2 separate regions of the Mus musculus genome follow, and region 2 is linked to region 1. A link is a loop called in an ENCODE intact Hi-C map of the cell type or tissue named here. Cell type or tissue: heart. All regions are shown on one strand.

Region 1 (8,000 bases):
GATGGATGGCTCAGTGGTTATGAGCACTGGCTATGATTCCCAACACCCATGTGGCAGCTCACAATTGTAACTCTAGTTCCAGGCCATCATAGTCCTCTTCTGACCCCTGCATGTACCAGGCACTCAAACACTCACTTACAGTAATCTTTAAAAACAATGTTACAGGGCTGGAGAGATGGCCCCGTCGTTAAGAGCACTGACTGTTCTGCCAGAGGTCCTGAGTTCAATCCCTAGCAACCACATGATGGCTCACAGCCATCTGTAATGGGATCCGATGCACTTTTCTAGTGTATCTGAAGACAGCTGCAGTGTGCTCGTATAAATAAAAAATAAATAAATCTTAAAAAAATGTTACAGGCAGACAAAATAAATGGAAGGCCATGCTGGTTGCTATTTGCCAATCTTGTTATGAAATACTTACAAACATAACTACATATGTATTGTTATGTATGTGTGTGTACATTGATGTATATATGTATGGATGCAGGTATGTATTGTACTTTGTATATATGTGTTATTTGGGGTGATGCCTGAGATTGAATTTAGGGCCTTGCACATACTAAACACATGCTCTACCAGAGCTACAGCCAACGTTCTTTCAGTAAGTAAACTACTGTGGCTATAGCCACTTCATGGAATTCCCGTGCTGACTTTAACATCCCAAGCCTGAGAAGCCCAGGATGAGGCGACTGCGCCTATTTCTCACACTCTTTGAAGCTGGGATTATTCTCTGGGATGTCCCTGGTGTCTCTCTCCATGTAATCCCTTTCCTAGTGCCCCAGCTGCTGATCAGAATGGGATTTGTGGATTCTTAGAAGCTAAAGTCCAGGGCTCTCCACCTCCGCTTTCCCCGCCCCCACTCACCTGCTTGTAGCCTTGGCAACAACCGAGTCAGGATCTGAAGTTGTTTGTGCTGGACAACACATTCCCTCAGGGGTTCCAGGGTTTGTGAGGTCCGAGACAAACCCTTTAGTAAGTGATGGGCCTGGCTCAAAGCTTCACGAGTTCCCTGCACAGCCTCGAGGGCTCGGGTCAGCTGCCACACACCAGTCTGCACACCTTCCAGGTAGGACTGCACCACTGACTGTGGAGAGAGGTAGCCGCTCCTAAGGCCTGGCCAGCCCTCCAGCCCAGTCTAACACTCCTGCTCCTCACCCACCTTAATTCTTGCTTCCAGGGAATAGTTACGCTGTATTTCACGGCTTCGGTACTGGCCCAGCCTGGTCAGCTGCTCTGGCCGGTAGAAGATGCCTGAAGCCCACTTGAGTGCTGCACCCCGAGCCAGCTGTTCGGCCCTCTCCTGCTCTGGCCACTCAGGCCTTGGGCAGGAAGATCCTGGGGTTGGTTGTGTCAGTCAGGGAGGGCCTGTGGCTAACGCACCTGCTGCTCTTCTGTTTCCTCGGGACAGCCCCACTCTTGGCAATCCTATAGAGCTCTAGCTAGACCTGACGGGAAAACCCAACCCCACTAATTCCCATTTGTCTTGACATCATCCTTCCCCAAGCCCAGCCAACGAGGCTCATACCAGGACGAAGTGTGGGCTGTATCTTGCTGTCCATAGTTTGCCTAGAGCTGCTGCCGATGTGGTAGGAGTGGGAGCGAGTGCCTGGAGGAGATCAGGCAGAGCGGATGTTCCTTGGGCTCCGCTGAGAAAGAGGAGCAGGGTCCTTGCCTACCCCCTTCAGGAAGTAAGAAGGGGATACCTGGGAGGCCTCAGTCCTCTGGCTTGGACTATGCAAATAGGCAAAACTGTAAGTCCCCTTTCCTGCTCTGTAACGCCCAGGATAGTTTGGTACAGAACTTACCAGATCTGACCGGTGTCCAGTTCTCCCTCCTCTGCAAGTGGCCTTGGCCTTGAGAGTAGCCTTCTCGCTCCTGCAGAGCTGGGCACACCCTCACTGCTCACGGGACCGGAGGGACTCCAGCTCCTTTGGCACCAGCAGCCAAATTCCTCTCCCCAAGGAAGCCTCTCTCCCACTTCACGGCCCAGAAACCCCTACTTCTCCCCCAAGGCCCCTCCTTCAAAGCAGAAAGGAAGGAAGTTGAGTCTCTGGCACTTTATTCCCAACAGGAAAAGCATCTGCATTGAGGTGGGGAGCGCTGGGCGCCATTTCCTGTTGGGTGGGGGCAGCTGTGGACTCCCCCGGTGAGCACCAAGTCTTGATCAGCCCACCTTAGACTTCTAAATACTCCGGAAACACATATGCATATTTAAAGCTGATTTGGCCTCAAGCTGGTTTGAAGGATGACCCCCTATGTGGTAGAGCCTCAGCAAACCGCAGTCGAGTCTGAGAACCACAGATGGTATATGCCTTGGTAGGGGAAAGATCACATGTGGTGAGGCAAAAGAATAGTGAGAGATGGCAGTTAGGGATCCAAAAAGCTACATTGTTCCTGTAAGTGATGGGGAGCTAGGGAGGACACTAGATATAATGGAGCACCACCCAAATCCACCCATCATAATAGACCCTCACTTCCTACTGTCAGAAGGGTTGACAGCTAAGACCTCAGGAAGACTACCCCAACTTCAGGCTCCATTATAACTAGAGCTTCCGAAGTCTGCTTTCTCACAAGTGTGAATCATCAATCAATTTGGGGAAGGCAATTTGTGTCCTAGAGGGACTGACCGTCATAAAGACATAACCATAAGTGATAACACTGTTAAAAATAAATAAGACTTGCAAGCTGGTAAGATGGCTCAGAGGCTCAGAGCACTTGCTCCTCTTGCAGAGGACAGGGCTTCAGTTCCCAGCACCTACACGGCAGCTAATAATAACTGCCTGTTAACTCTAGCTCCCAGAGATCTGACACCCTCTTCTAAACCTCCTTGAGCACCTGCACACATGTGGACAAACATAAACACATACACACACAATAATAATAATGATGATGATGATAATAATAATATAAACCTTTAAAAACTGCAAAAATAAATGAGACTTGCAAACACACAGTTCTTCCCATGTGTCAGAAAATGCCTTAAAGGCTTTGCTTATATTCACACGCAGGCAAACACCTTTGCATGGACTAAGTAGTGGTTGGAAATAAGACTCCTGGCCACTGTGAACTGTATGTAGCATGGAGGCCAGCGAAAAATGATGCTGGAACGAAATAAGAGATAGAAGTATGCAAGCTATTTATTGTTAGTGCTTGCTGTTTTGGCAGGAAGTAACAGGAACAGCAGGAATTATCTCTGAACATCAGGGAAGCCTTTAGAATAAGTTTTAAGCAAATAGGCTAAGCTTGTGGCTTATGGCTTCCCTTCCCTGGATGGAATGTTCAGGCAGTTAGTAGTCTAGAAGCAGCTTAGCAAGGAAGAGTCGGGTGGTTCTCGCTTCTCAACTGCCGGTACTGCTCACTAACTTCTTCCATTTCCTACCATACAATTTTTTCAGGTTTCCTAGCTGCCCTAAGGAGTTGTTTTGGTTTCCTTTGCTAATGATACATTTGCCGACGGTCCCCCGGAGTTTTGCGTCCGGATCAGCAGACGGGAGTTGCACCAGATACCCTGGGAAGGCGCGAGACGGAAGCGGAAGCAGCCTTGATAGCTCCGGTGGCCCGGCGACTAGGAACGGAAGCGGAAGTGGCGCCGCCGCCGGCCTCGCCTGGCCTGGCTGAGGGGAGGCGGCGGGCGGGCGCGATGGCGGAGGCCGGGCCACAGGCGCCGCCGCCCCCGGGGACTCCAAGCCGGCACGAGAAGAGTCTGGGACTTCTCACCACCAAGTTCGTGTCGCTCTTGCAGGAAGCCAAGGACGGCGTGCTTGACCTCAAGCTGGTGCGCTCCGGGCCGAGGGGGCGACTGGGGAGATGGGGGCACCAGGCCTGGACCGGGAGCGGGAAGCCAGCGGGGCGGCCCCACTGAGTCCTCCGGCCGCCATCCGTGTGCTTTCTCACCCTGATGAGAGAGGCGGGAGGTTGTTTCCATTCACCGAAGCCATTAAGCCTCAGCTCTGTCTGGGTCCCGGCTGCAGGTGCAGGCCCTCGTGGCCCTTGGCGACTAGGACAGGGAGCCGAGCATCAGAACACAGCTAAGCCAAGACTCTTCCCGACACACTCGCGGAGTGATTGGAAGGAACGCCAGGGTTGGGACATAAGACTACCTCCCATTCCAGACTAAACATCTCAGGGTGCACACTTTTTAAGAGTGGGGCTCCATTCTCCATTCTGTTCTACCTGCCAGGCAGCCGACACTCTTGCTGTGCGCCAGAAACGGCGGATCTACGACATCACCAACGTGCTGGAAGGCATCGGTCTGATCGAGAAGAAATCCAAGAACAGCATCCAGTGGAAGTGAGTGTGGGCTGTTTGGGGAGGGCAGAAGTGTCAGGGGTGTTGGGGTTGGGAGGGGATGGTGATGTTTATAGGAGAGAGTTGGGGTCTGGCACCCAGAGATCTTAGGGATCCCACGCTCAGTCTCTCAATCCCATGGTTCAGGGGCGTCGGGCCAGGTTGCAATACCCGGGAGATCGCTGACAAGCTGATTGAGCTCAAGGCAGAGATCGAGGAGCTGCAGCAACGAGAGCAAGAACTGGACCAGCACAAGGTGTGGGTGCAGCAGAGCATCCGGAATGTCACTGAGGACGTCCAGAACAGCTGATATCCTCTGCCAGTCCCTGCCTCGGGGAGTGGGCAAGGGGCGCTCAGCTGGTTTTGCTCTGTGGCGCTCTGGGTCCTGTACCTCTTAAAAGAATGCTCCAGCAACCCCTGGTCAGATTCAGACGGGAGGCTCCAGTCTCTTCCAGCCTTAGCCCATGATCCTTACCCACCTGGACCCCAGGTTCCAGAAATTTCCTCTGAGGGCTGTGTGGAAGGCATAGGCTGAAACATTGGGTCTCTTCTGTGGTCTGCCATCTGGCACAAAAAAAAGCCTCAGCTGTTCTCCTTAACCCCCACACCTTGGCCTACGTGACTCATGAAGACATCTGCAGATGCTTTGCTGGTGAGCGGAGCCTGGGTAGAGGGAGGTGGGGGGTGGGGCTGAGCTAAGTCATGGACCCATGGTCCAAAAAGAAGTTCCAGCTCTCGAAGGTTCGTGATGCCTACTTAAAGAGAAACAGGCAGCAGGTGTCAGTTTGGAAGTCACTGGGACTCTGTAGGGTACAAGAGTCCCCAGTGTGTCCCTGGGTTTGCCCTTATCAGCAGTGTTCTCTGAGTTTGGTTCTTGGGCAATATAGTGGCACAGAGGAACAAAAAGAATTTGTACATGTAACTTGTGTGCACAATCTTACATACTTGTATGTAGGGGTCGGTGGTGTCTGTTTCTAATTTGTACTTAGTCCCACTATGTATATACGAATTGTTCCTTTTTTTTTTAAGATTTACTCATTTATTATAATATGTAAGTACACTGTAGCTGTCTTCAGACACTCCAGAAGAGGGAGTGTCAGATCTCATTACGGATGGTTGTGAGCCACCATGTGGTTGCTGGGATTTGAAGAGCAGTTTAGTGCTCTTAACTGCTGGGCGATCTTTCCAGCCCTCGTTTCTTTATCTTATATTCCATCTTGCATCTTGGAAAAACTTGGTCAGAACATCTATTTCTAGGGATCAGCATCATTTGAAGAGTGAGGTGGTGGTACCTGTGGCTGGTGACTTGTTCCAGAATATAATAGTACATTTAATCCCAGTACTTGGGAGGCAGAGGAGAACAGATCTTTGAGTTTGAGGTTAACCTTGTCTACATTGCAAGTTCCAGGACAGCCAAGGCTACACAAAAATACCCTGCCTCAAAAAGAAGAAAGAAAGAAAGAAATGTGTTTGGACCTAGATTTTCTGAGCATGAGGTTTTGCGGAGAGAAGAATTTTTGCTGTACCCAGTGCTCTAGGGAGGTAGAGGCTTAATATCCAGTCTCTTAGAGACTGATTTCTAGTCCTGCTCCAGACAAGACAGGAAAGGAACAGACACTTGCTTTCTAATTGAGCTCATGGGCCCTGACACATTCTCCTTGTCGTTCTAGGAGATACCCTCCTTGCCATCCGGGCGCCATCGGGCACCAGTCTAGAGGTGCCCATCCCAGAGGTAGGTACTTATCCCTGCAGGGCGGTGTCGGCCGAGGGTGGATACTGGCTGTGAGGCTTGATAAGTTCAGGGTGGGGCAGGTAGGGGAGGCCTGGAGTTTGGGGTTATCTAGGTGGATTAGCAGATGAGGAGGACGACAGTCTGGCTCTGAACCAGGCAAGCAGGAGCCATGCCTGCTTACAATTCTGTTTGTCCCCAGGGTCTCAATGGCCAGAAGAAGTACCAGATTCACTTAAAGAGCATGAGTGGGCCTATCGAGGTGCTGCTAGTGAACAAGGAGGCCTGGAGTTCACCACCTGTGGCTGTGCCTGTCCCTCCCCCTGACGATCTACTCCAGAGTCCACCTGCTGTTTCTACACCTCCACCTCTGCCCAAGCCTGCCTTAGCTCAACCCCAAGAATCCTCTCCTCCAAGCAGCCCCCAGCTAACTACCCCCACTCCTGTCCTTGGCAGCACTCAAGTCTCAGAGGTGGCATGCCAGACATCTGAGATTGCAGGTGAGACAGTGGTAAGGTGTGATGGGGTTTTGTGTTTTGGTTTTTGTTTGTTTGTTTGGTTGGTTGGTTTTGGTTTTTTTTTTTTTTTGGACTCCACAAGAAGCTTTCTGTGTGATGGCGTGCTGTGCTAAGAATTAGAAGTCCTTGAGTCCCCACTGAGCTTTCCCTGGTGTCACAGTGAATGTGCCCCTTTAAATTACTCTTTTCATTTATTATTATACATAAGTACACTGTAGCTGACTTCAGACACATCAGAAGAGGGCATGGTTGTGAGCCACCATGTGGTTGCTGGGATTTGAACTCAGGACCTCCGGAAGAGCAGTCAGTGCTCTTAACCACTGAGCCATCTCTCCAGCCCTGAATATGCCCTTTCTAACAAGGAAGCTTTGACTCTATAGGCAACATTACTAGGGCAGTTTATCCCAAATTGGACAGTGTCTGACGGATCCTGGTGACCCCATGAGTCTCCCTCCTCCAAGACTTGTGTTCTATAGTGATCTTTTCTAGATGTTTCTTGGTAACTAGTCTAAGTCTCCTTCGGTTTGGTTACCACACTGGTTGTCCTGGCCATAGGATCTAGCCTATGGCAGCTGTACAATCCAGTTCCTGACTGTGTGGTTTGGGATGTGGTTGCAGTGAGTGGTAGCCCTGGAACTGAGAACAAGGACAGTGGTGAAGTCAGCTCACTCCCACTGGGCCTGACAGCACTGGACACTCGGCCTCTGCAGTCCTCTGCACTGCTGGATAGTAGTAGCAGCAGCAGCAGCAGCAGCAGTAGCAGCAGCAGCAGTTCATCTGGACCCAACCCTTCTACCTCCTTTGAGCCCATCAAAGCAGACCCCACAGGCGGTGAGTACTTACTGAGAGGTGGGGGCTAGCAGGGAGAGTCTAGCCCTAGCCCATTGTTGTATCAAACACTTGGAGTTGGGAGTTCCTTTCCTGCTAAGCTCAGCTCTCTGCCAGCCAGAGAAGGATGTCTAATCTCAGGGTCAGTGCTGGTGCCTCTTGCTCCTTCCTGGGACTCCATTTCCCTCTGCTGCCACTTGGAACATCACTAATTGAGATTTGCTACTCTTTGTATTCACCTCACCTTTCTGTTTTCCTTTTTTTTTTTTTTAAAGATTTATTTATTATATGTAAGTACACTGTAGCTGTCTTCAGACACACCAGAAGAGGGCGTCAGATCTTGTTACGGATGGTTGTTAGCCACCATGTGGTTGCTGGGACTTGAACACTGGACCTTTGGAAGAGCAGTCGGGTACTCTTACCCACTGAGCCATCTCACCAGCCCCTGTTTTCCTTTCTTTGTGTGGATGCCTTTAAAATTAGGCCGTACCACAGTGGGGTAGCTCTGCTGCTGTTGGTGTAGTGCCTGGCCCAGCAGGTTTCTAAGGTCGAGATCTGGTGCTTTCTTGGTCTCTGCTGATGCTCTTTCCTCCTTTGTCTTTACTGTCAGCTCTTGGCTTTTCTACCTCACTGGCATC
Region 2 (8,000 bases), 130 kb before region 1:
ATCTAGGGATCTAGCACAGGTCTTCATGCTTTAGTGTCCAGCACTCTCCTGACTGAGCCGTCTCCCCACAGGATCTCTAGTGTATACTTTCTGTTCGTCTACTGGAGATCGGACTCGGGGTCCCAGGAAGTGACTACCCAGACAGAAAGGTGGGGAGATGCTCAGGGGAGTCTAAGCTAGTTGGATGCTTAGGACAGAAAGGTTCCAGGTAACAAGGCTCCAAAGGAATTATGAGTGTCTGGGACAAGCGATGGGAAGGGTATTTCTGAGCAGCACAAAGACCTATCTTCAGACCTTCTAGATCTGGATCTGAGTAAACTTCACAGGGCAGAGTCTGAATCAATCCATACTCAACCAGACTGCCAGGAGTGCAGGCCCGAATGTACCTCATCTGGATGAAAATTTCCTTTATAATTTTTTCTTAAATCCCATTTTTGAAAATAAACAAAAAAGACAAATAAACAAACCAAAATCAAAATCAAAAAGGCATACCGAGGTCAGCTGAGGTCAGCTGAGGTCAGCTGAGGAGAACCCCTACAGCCAACAGCTTGTTTCTTTTCCTGGCCAGGACGCTCAGATGCCAGACCATGGTGAGTGTGGGTTACCCTGTGCCCTGGAGTTGCCAAAGGCTGTGCTCATTCTCTGTTTGCTGGGCAGATTTTGCCATTTATTTCCCTGAGGATGCTGCTCCCCACCCCCCTTCAGCTGACAGGATACTCTGCTCTGTGTTCCCCTGAAGTAACCCCTATCTACCTCCAGATCCCTTGTTCTTGAGACTATTTTTCCTCTCAGGGGACAATAATGATTGATTTTCCTTTCTTTCTTTCTTTTCTTTTCTTTTTTTTTTTTTTTTTTTTTTTTTTTGTTTATTTGATTGAGTTGTTGTTGTTGTTGGACAGTCTCCCTGTGTAGCAGCCCAAGCTGGTCTGAGATGTGACATTCTCTTGCCTCAGTCTCCGAGTACCAGTCTAGCATTACAGGACTGGGTCATCCTTCCCAGCTTCAATTTTTATTTCCAATATGAGAAACAATTAGCGCACAGAAAACGATAAATATATAAACAAAAAATTGTATCTTTTGCTAGAGAGAGCTGATACAGACCACTCAGTGGGCCCATACCACATTTTCATTCATTCCCTCTCTGGGGGAAAAAGGCTTTTCTCTCTCAGTTCATCAAACTGCCTCTGTTGCTGCGGATCACAGGCCTTTAACCCCTGATGGATGGTGAGATAATGTAAACTGGTAGATTATATCAGTACGTCTGTCTGGACATTTTACAGAAGGGAAGCTATGTGAACCTAGGACGAGCAATCAAAGTCCTTCCCGTAATAATTTTCAAGAAGCTGAAGAATGGCTGATGCTAGCGTTTGCCAGGAAACAGATTAGGTGACTAAGAGAGCCTTTGAGAATTAAGAGTGAAGGGAAAGGAGAAACAGAAGTGGGTTCTTACAGTCTGGGTGATGTTCATTTGTGCCTGTCTGTCTTTGGTTTGTTTATTTGAAATAGGTGACCTCTTTCAGTTTTAAGTTTGTTGGAATAGGGTTTCTGTCCCTTGAAATTGAAACAGGGCTGAGCAGGGCTGGCAAGAGAGCTGAGCAAGCTAAAGAGAGCTTGCTGTGTGAGAGCCCGATGACCTGAGTTCAATTCCTGGGAGTTAAGGTGGCAAGAGACAACTGACTCCACAAAGTCGTCCTCTGAACTCTCCATACAAGCCACTGCATGTGTGCCCGCATACAAACACTATACCCGTGTGTGTGCATGCACGGGCACACATATACACAAACATTAAAAATAAATAAATAAATGAAGCCATGCAGTGGTGGTACACACCTTTAGTCCCAGCACTTGGGAGGCAGAGGCAGGTGGGTCCCTGAGTTCCAGGCCAGCCTGGTGGACAGAGTAAATTCCAGGACAGCTAGCATTACACAGAGGAAACCCTGTCTCAAAAAACCAAAAATAATAGATAAATAAATGAATGACTAAGTGAAAAGATGGTAAAATAGCTGAAGATCCATCGATAGAAGTTGTTGGCATCCATTCATGCACCTAATCTGTTCTATAGGCTTGGGGTGGGATGGAGGGTGCCTGCCCCAAGAAGGAGATAATTCCATATTTGCTAATGGAAGGAGTATGTCTTTTAAAACCATCAACCTAATCACCTCCTTCCTCCTTTTTTGATTCTCTTTTTTGGCACAGGTCCTCGGCTCAAGAAATCTTCCCACCTCGGTGGCCAAAGTCGCTGGCACTGTAAGTACGTGCTGCTTACAAATTTCACTGCTAAAACCCCTGACCATGAAGGCTGGGACTGCAGCTCAGTGGTAAAGCGCTTGATGAGGTGAATCCCTGGGTTTGAACTGCACCGCCTAGACTGTGGTGGTTTGAGTGAGAAATGGCCCTCCCGTAGGCTCAGATGTTAGAATACTTAATCCCCTGTGATGGCACTGTTGAGGTGTGGCCTTGCTGGAGGAAATGTGTCCCCAGGGCCATCTTTGAGGTTTCAAAGCCACTGGCATTCCTAAATCTTATTCTGCTTTCTGATTAAAGATGTGAGCCCTCAGTTTCCTGCCTCTGTCACCATGCTCCACCGTTCAGGGATTCTAACCCTCTGGAGTGGTAAGCTCACACAAACTCTTCTTATAACGTGCCTTGGACATGGTGTTTTATCATGGCAGTATGTTTTACTCAAAACACACACACACACACACACACACACACACACACACACACACCACTCCCACCAACAAACCTTTAATTTTGGGTAATCAACTCTCCAGACTTCAGTTAAGATGATTAACCCTCCTAGTTTGTTAGGGACTGAGCAGCTTCAGAAGGCTTGGGGGGCGGGGGGAGGTCATTGCTAAAAATGAGAGCTGTCTATGGCAAACTAGGACAGTTCCTTACCCACGTTTAGGTCCCTATCTAATAAATGAGATTGGGCTGGACTAGCAGTGAAATTCTGCCAAAATCTGTATTCAAGCAGGCATTAACAACTGACCTCAGAACTGATTCCAGTGACTTATGAGTATCTTTTCACAATCCTTAGCATCTGGCCAGCTGCTGCCAAGAGTTGGCACTTACCTGCCATCCTTGAACTGAACTTTTAACAAACTGCGATTTTTAAGGATCAGAGTTTATTGAGGGTCAGCTTTAGCTCAAGCTCTGCTGCAAACCCCGAGTCTGGTTTTCTTCTGCTCTGGTAAGTTCTCTAGAACTTGCAGATCTTGGATTTTTTTTTTTTTTTCTTGTTTGATTGCACATTTGGGTAAAAATATGGACTGGCAACCGGTTACATATAATTAAGATAGTTTTCCTTTAAATGATGTGCTAGATCTACATAAACACTCTCCTACTAACGCCATGAACTTATGAGTGTGCATTTTAGAAATTACTAATCTGAGACTTACTGGTCTGGTACTTGTCTAAACCTTGTCTGCAGGCAGAGCTACACGGAATCCTAAGGCCAACCCCGTTTCAATAGCCACCACCTTTTTACACCATGATTTGGTTAGATGCTTACTTCCACCTTTCAGTGCACAGTCCACATCCCTCCCTGTATGCAAAGTCCTCTAAGATTTAGGTTTCCTTGAATTCAAGTGGCCCTTCTGGGGGTGACTCTGCGTGGCTGGCTGGGGAGCCAAGAAGTTCCAGATCGCTCACAAAGGGCCAAAAAAAAAAAAAAAAAGGTCTGCGGGTCCGCTTCTAGTTGCTAAGAGAGGGGCGGATCCCTTCTGGGCGGGTTGTTCGCAGAGAAGCCCGCGGACAGGCAAGGGGAAGTGCTGAGGAAGGAGCAGGGTTTCACTGCAACCCAGCGGCCCCGCAAGCGGGTGGGTGGCGCATGCGCGGCGCGGGTCGTGGAGTTGTGAATGGTGCGTCTTGTTTGCTAGAGTTTGAGGCGGGCGGGCGCGCGAGGAGGAGAAGGAGGAGGAGGAGGGGTGGGGCCGGCGCGGGGCGGGAGAGCGAGGAGGGCGGCGAGAGGAAGTGGCGGCCGCAGCCGGGGGAGGCTGGAAGCTGTGTCTGCGCGGGCGGGCGGGAGGGAGGACGGCCGGCAACGGCTGAGGCGGGCGGCGGTAGCGTGGGTTGGGCTCCAAGCACACGGCCGCACCTCAGCCTCCCTGGAGCGGGAGGCCACGCGGGCGGGCTCCTGAAACAAAGAGAAGCGGGAGTCCGGGTGCCGCGGGTGGGCGGTCAAGGCGGTCAGCACCGGAGCCCGCCAGCGGGTGCCCGCGCGAGCCTGGGGAGCGCGGCCGGCCGGCGCGGCCTGAGGGCGGGAAGATGCCGCGCGTCGTCCCGGACCAGAGGAGCAAGTTCGAGAACGAGGAGTTCTTCAGGAAGCTGAGCCGCGAGTGCGAGGTGAGGCGGTTGGGGAGGCGCGGAGGCCTCGGCGCGCCCCGAGTGGGCCCGGGGAGGAGAAAAGTTTGAGCGGCTCGGTTGCCGGGAAGCCCCCGGGACGGCGCGCCGGCCGAGGGGGAATCTCGCCCCGGCAAGCAGTCCGCCCACAGGCTCTGCTTGCCCTTATCGGAGCCGCGGGGAGCGGGCGGGCGGGCCGGCGGGTGCCGCCGCGGATTTGACTCCTGATTTCGGGGCCGTCTCTCTGCCTTGCAGATTAAGTACACGGGCTTCAGGGACCGGCCCCACGAGGAGCGCCAGACACGCTTCCAGAACGCCTGCCGCGACGGTCGCTCGGAGATCGTAAGTCGCCGGGGAGGGACCCCCCCACCCTACCCCCGGTGCGCGCGGGGAGGCCGCGGGGACCCAGGCGCGCGCCAGTCACTTGTTGCGCGCGGCCCCGGGCGTGTTCCGGACGGCGCCGCGGACGCTGCGGCTCCCGGAACTGAGCCGGGGGCGCAGGCTCACTTCCTTAGTCCGGATTCGAAAAGCAAGAAAGAGGCAGATGCTGGCGGGGCGGCTCGGCTCGGCCCTCGGGCGGACCCGCCTTCTCCTTGGCCCGCCGCGATGGTTCGGTTCGTGGGATGGTTTGCGTGTCCTAGTGCCGGCTCGGCAATCCGAGCGGAGCTCCAACCGGAGCTTGGCGGAGGTTGTCGCCTAGGCTGTGACCTCCGCCAGACATCGGGGTGCTTGTAGGAAGGATACAGCCCTACGTGTAAAGAATCATTGGAGGGGGATCAGCGATAGGCTTGTTTCTGAGAAGCGAGATTGGTAAATCTATATGAGAAGCTATCTCCCAGTACAGCCGAGAGTAAATCTATTCCACTTATCTGTTGTCCTAATAGAAGAGAGAGACTGTCCTAATAGAAGAGAGAGACGAGAGAAAGGGCCCCAGTGGATGAACAATTTTCTTTTCTTAAAATGTTAAGAATCCGAAAGAAATCTATATTTTCCTTTTTCTAACCTCGATGTGCCTGTCTGAGTATTGGAGTTGCTAAAGAATTGCCTGGTGCTACACAGACAAATCCCATAGTTCATCTAGAGGTTCCTGTTTTATATTTGAAGACTGCTATGGACTCGGCAAGTCCTGGGTTGAAAAATATCGAAGTGATCTAGTTCCTCTCTTGCCTCTTCGTTATCCTCCTTAGAGGTGTTGGTTAGGAAGCAACGAAAAGAAGAACTGTAGGAAAGAGATTTTTTTTGGTTGGGTGGTTTTTGTTTTGTTTTGTTTTAAACTGAAGCACTGTGTAATGAAATCCTAATATTTGCTCAAGTGACAGACCCATTGCCTTAGCCCAAACTTTAAGTAAAGGTACAATTTGAATACAGGTTAACAGTATAAGGCTGTTGGTGAATGTCGCTTTTTTTTTTAATTGAGATGTAGTTCGTATAACAATGAACAACTTGTGCTCGCTTCGGCAGCACATATACTAAAATTGGAACGATACAGAGAAGATTAGCATGGCCCCTGCGCAAGGATGACACGCAAATTCGTGAAGCGTTACATATTTTTAAACTTTATATGCCCCAGAACAGGGGAACGCCAGGGCCAAAAAGGGGGAGTGGGCGGGTAGGGGAGTGGGGGTGGGTGGGTATGGGGGACTTTTGGTATAGCATTGGAAATGTAAATGAGCTAAATACCTAATAAAAAATGGAAAGGAAAAAAAAAAAAACAATGAACAACTTTTTGTCACTGAAACCAGATTTATTTTTAAAGATGTTTTAATATTTTAAATGAAGGCTGTTGGAATTGAATTGCTAGTGAGGTAACACTATAATTAAATATAGCAAGAGCTATTGAATATTTAATCATTCAGGTGTTTCATAAAAGAGAGCCTACCACTTTCAACCCATACCTGATTTCTAGTTACGAGATTCAAAACAAAAAAACATAAGAATGCTTTTTAGTTTTGGCCCTAAGCGGTAGAAGAACACCCTTTAGTGATGATGGCGTCCTTGGCCTGCTTTGTGTAGCAAAAGGTGGGTGGGTGGGATGACCGGTAAAGGGTTTCCTGGATGTCACTAATGTTAAGTATAGAAGATAAGATAAAGTATAATGACTTGCTGTATGCTCAGGCTGAGTTGACTTTCTTTCTTAAATGCAGTGGCACATTTGTTTATGTGTCCTGTCAGAGTTTGGTGCATGCATTACAGACTGGGCGTAGGACACAGTGTGTCTGAACAGCTGTATTTTAATGTTGTTGTGACACAGCAGTGTTACAGCTTGCTGTATTCGTCATAAATTTCCTTTGAGAATGAATTAGACATTCGAGGCTCTCATCTAAATATTCGATCCTACAAATTGTATTTTTCCTTTTTTTTTTCTTTGAGAAGAGGTTCTAGGTAATCTGTCTAGTATTTGGGTGTGCACGTGTGCCAGGGCACACATGGTGGTCAGACAGCAGTTCCCTCCTACCATGTAGATTCCAGGGATTGAAGCTGTCAGTCTGTCAGCAAGCATCCTCACCCATTGAGCCATCTCTCCAAGCCTTGTCCCCCTTTTCCTTATTTTTCTTTTCTGAAGCTGACTTGGAAATATGTCTCTTCATTTTATTTTTTATTTCTCGAAAATATGACTTTATAGCTCAGGCTAGCCTTGTCTGCACAGCTGTCCTCCTGAAGAACATGTTTTCATTCCATACTTGGAGTCTTTTTTGAGATTATAATATTATTACATTTCTCCCTTTCCTTTCTTTCCTGAAAGCTTTCCCACATGCCCTTCACTCTCCCTCAAATTCACGGTCTCTTCTTTCATTGTTTTCTGATACATATATGCATATATGTTTCTAAATAGGACGTGTTCAGTCCATATACTGTTGCTTTTATGTATGTTTTCAAGACTTGCCATCTGGCACAGGACAGCCCATCAGTGTGCTCTTCCCTAGCTAGACTACCTCTCCCACTCCCAGCTTCCCTTGGTTGCCTTGGTTTTTTTGTGTGGGTTGAGTCCTCGTGGGCTTGTCCCCAGCCACTTTGGCATGTCCAGTGTCATCCTTCTTTAGTTCCGGTTAGACCGTCATGTTGGTGAGGTTTTGTGAGTATAGCTTCTGACATTACTAGGCAACACAGTCTCATAGAATTCCCTGAGCCTCTGGCCCTCAGCATCATTGGCTTCCTCAGTGTTCCCCAAGCCTTAGGTGCAGGAATGCCTTGTAGATGTATCCACTGGGACTAGCTCCACAACAGGGATTGTATTTTTTAATTTAGTGGAGGGGGCAGAGTGTATGCCATGGTGAATAGGTGGGGGTCACCTTTTGTTCTTTTTTCTTCCTCCCTTCCTTTCTTCCTTCCTTCCTTCCTTCCTTCCTTCCTTCCTTCCTTCCTTCCTTCCTTCCTTTCTTTCTTTCTTTCTTTCTTTCTTTCTTTCTTTCACCATGTGGGTCCCAGAGTTTGGATTTATGTTATCAGAGTTGGCTGTAAGAACCTTTACCTTAATCATTGGCCCTTTGCTGAGTAGTTTTAACTATTTGTACTTGGGAAGGAATTTCACATTTCCTTCTCTTTGATTTTCATCTTTTAATTAATTTTTACCTGTTCTCCTGAGCACCCCAGTACTGAAGTGAACCTTACGGGTTTTTTTGTTTGTTTTTGGTTTTTCCCGAGACAGGGTTTCT

Evidence for each region. Peaks named below come from ENCODE experiments on the same cell type or tissue, not always from the same donor. Only the 100,000 strongest peaks of a DNase experiment are listed, where the experiment ranks them.
Region 2: it touches region 1 in a loop (7-fold over the local background); 1 of 42 quality-filtered maps calls a loop at or near these places.

Annotation. Positions count from the first base shown.
Region 1 is chr8:105,294,101-105,302,100 of GRCm38, forward strand. It overlaps Exoc3l (exocyst complex component 3-like), which reads right to left and starts at 2,013. Exons shown (of 14, transcript NM_177788.5): 1 at 1,806-2,013; 2 at 1,526-1,606; 3 at 1,160-1,335; 4 at 865-1,084. The coding sequence starts at 1,559. E2f4 (E2F transcription factor 4) reads left to right here and starts at 3,563. Exons shown (of 10, transcript NM_148952.1): 1 at 3,563-3,775; 2 at 4,181-4,290; 3 at 4,435-4,596; 4 at 4,896-4,939; 5 at 5,958-6,019; 6 at 6,219-6,516; 7 at 7,153-7,365. The coding sequence starts at 3,641. In heart, no CTCF peak of the experiment used is centred here; DNase peaks (open chromatin) are centred at 1,301, 1,971, 3,571, 4,756 and 1 weaker place; H3K4me3 peaks cover 4,983 bases; H3K27ac peaks cover 2,999 bases; H3K27me3 peaks cover 127 bases.
Region 2 is chr8:105,166,704-105,174,703 of GRCm38, forward strand. Cbfb (core binding factor beta) reads left to right here and starts at 3,971. Exons shown (of 6, transcript NM_001161458.1): 1 at 3,971-4,350; 2 at 4,603-4,689. The coding sequence starts at 4,273. It overlaps Gm22063 (a small nuclear RNA gene), which reads left to right and starts at 5,793; the gene lies at 5,793-5,899. In heart, no CTCF peak of the experiment used is centred here; DNase peaks (open chromatin) are centred at 3,838 and 4,828; H3K4me3 peaks cover 3,132 bases; H3K27ac peaks cover 2,024 bases.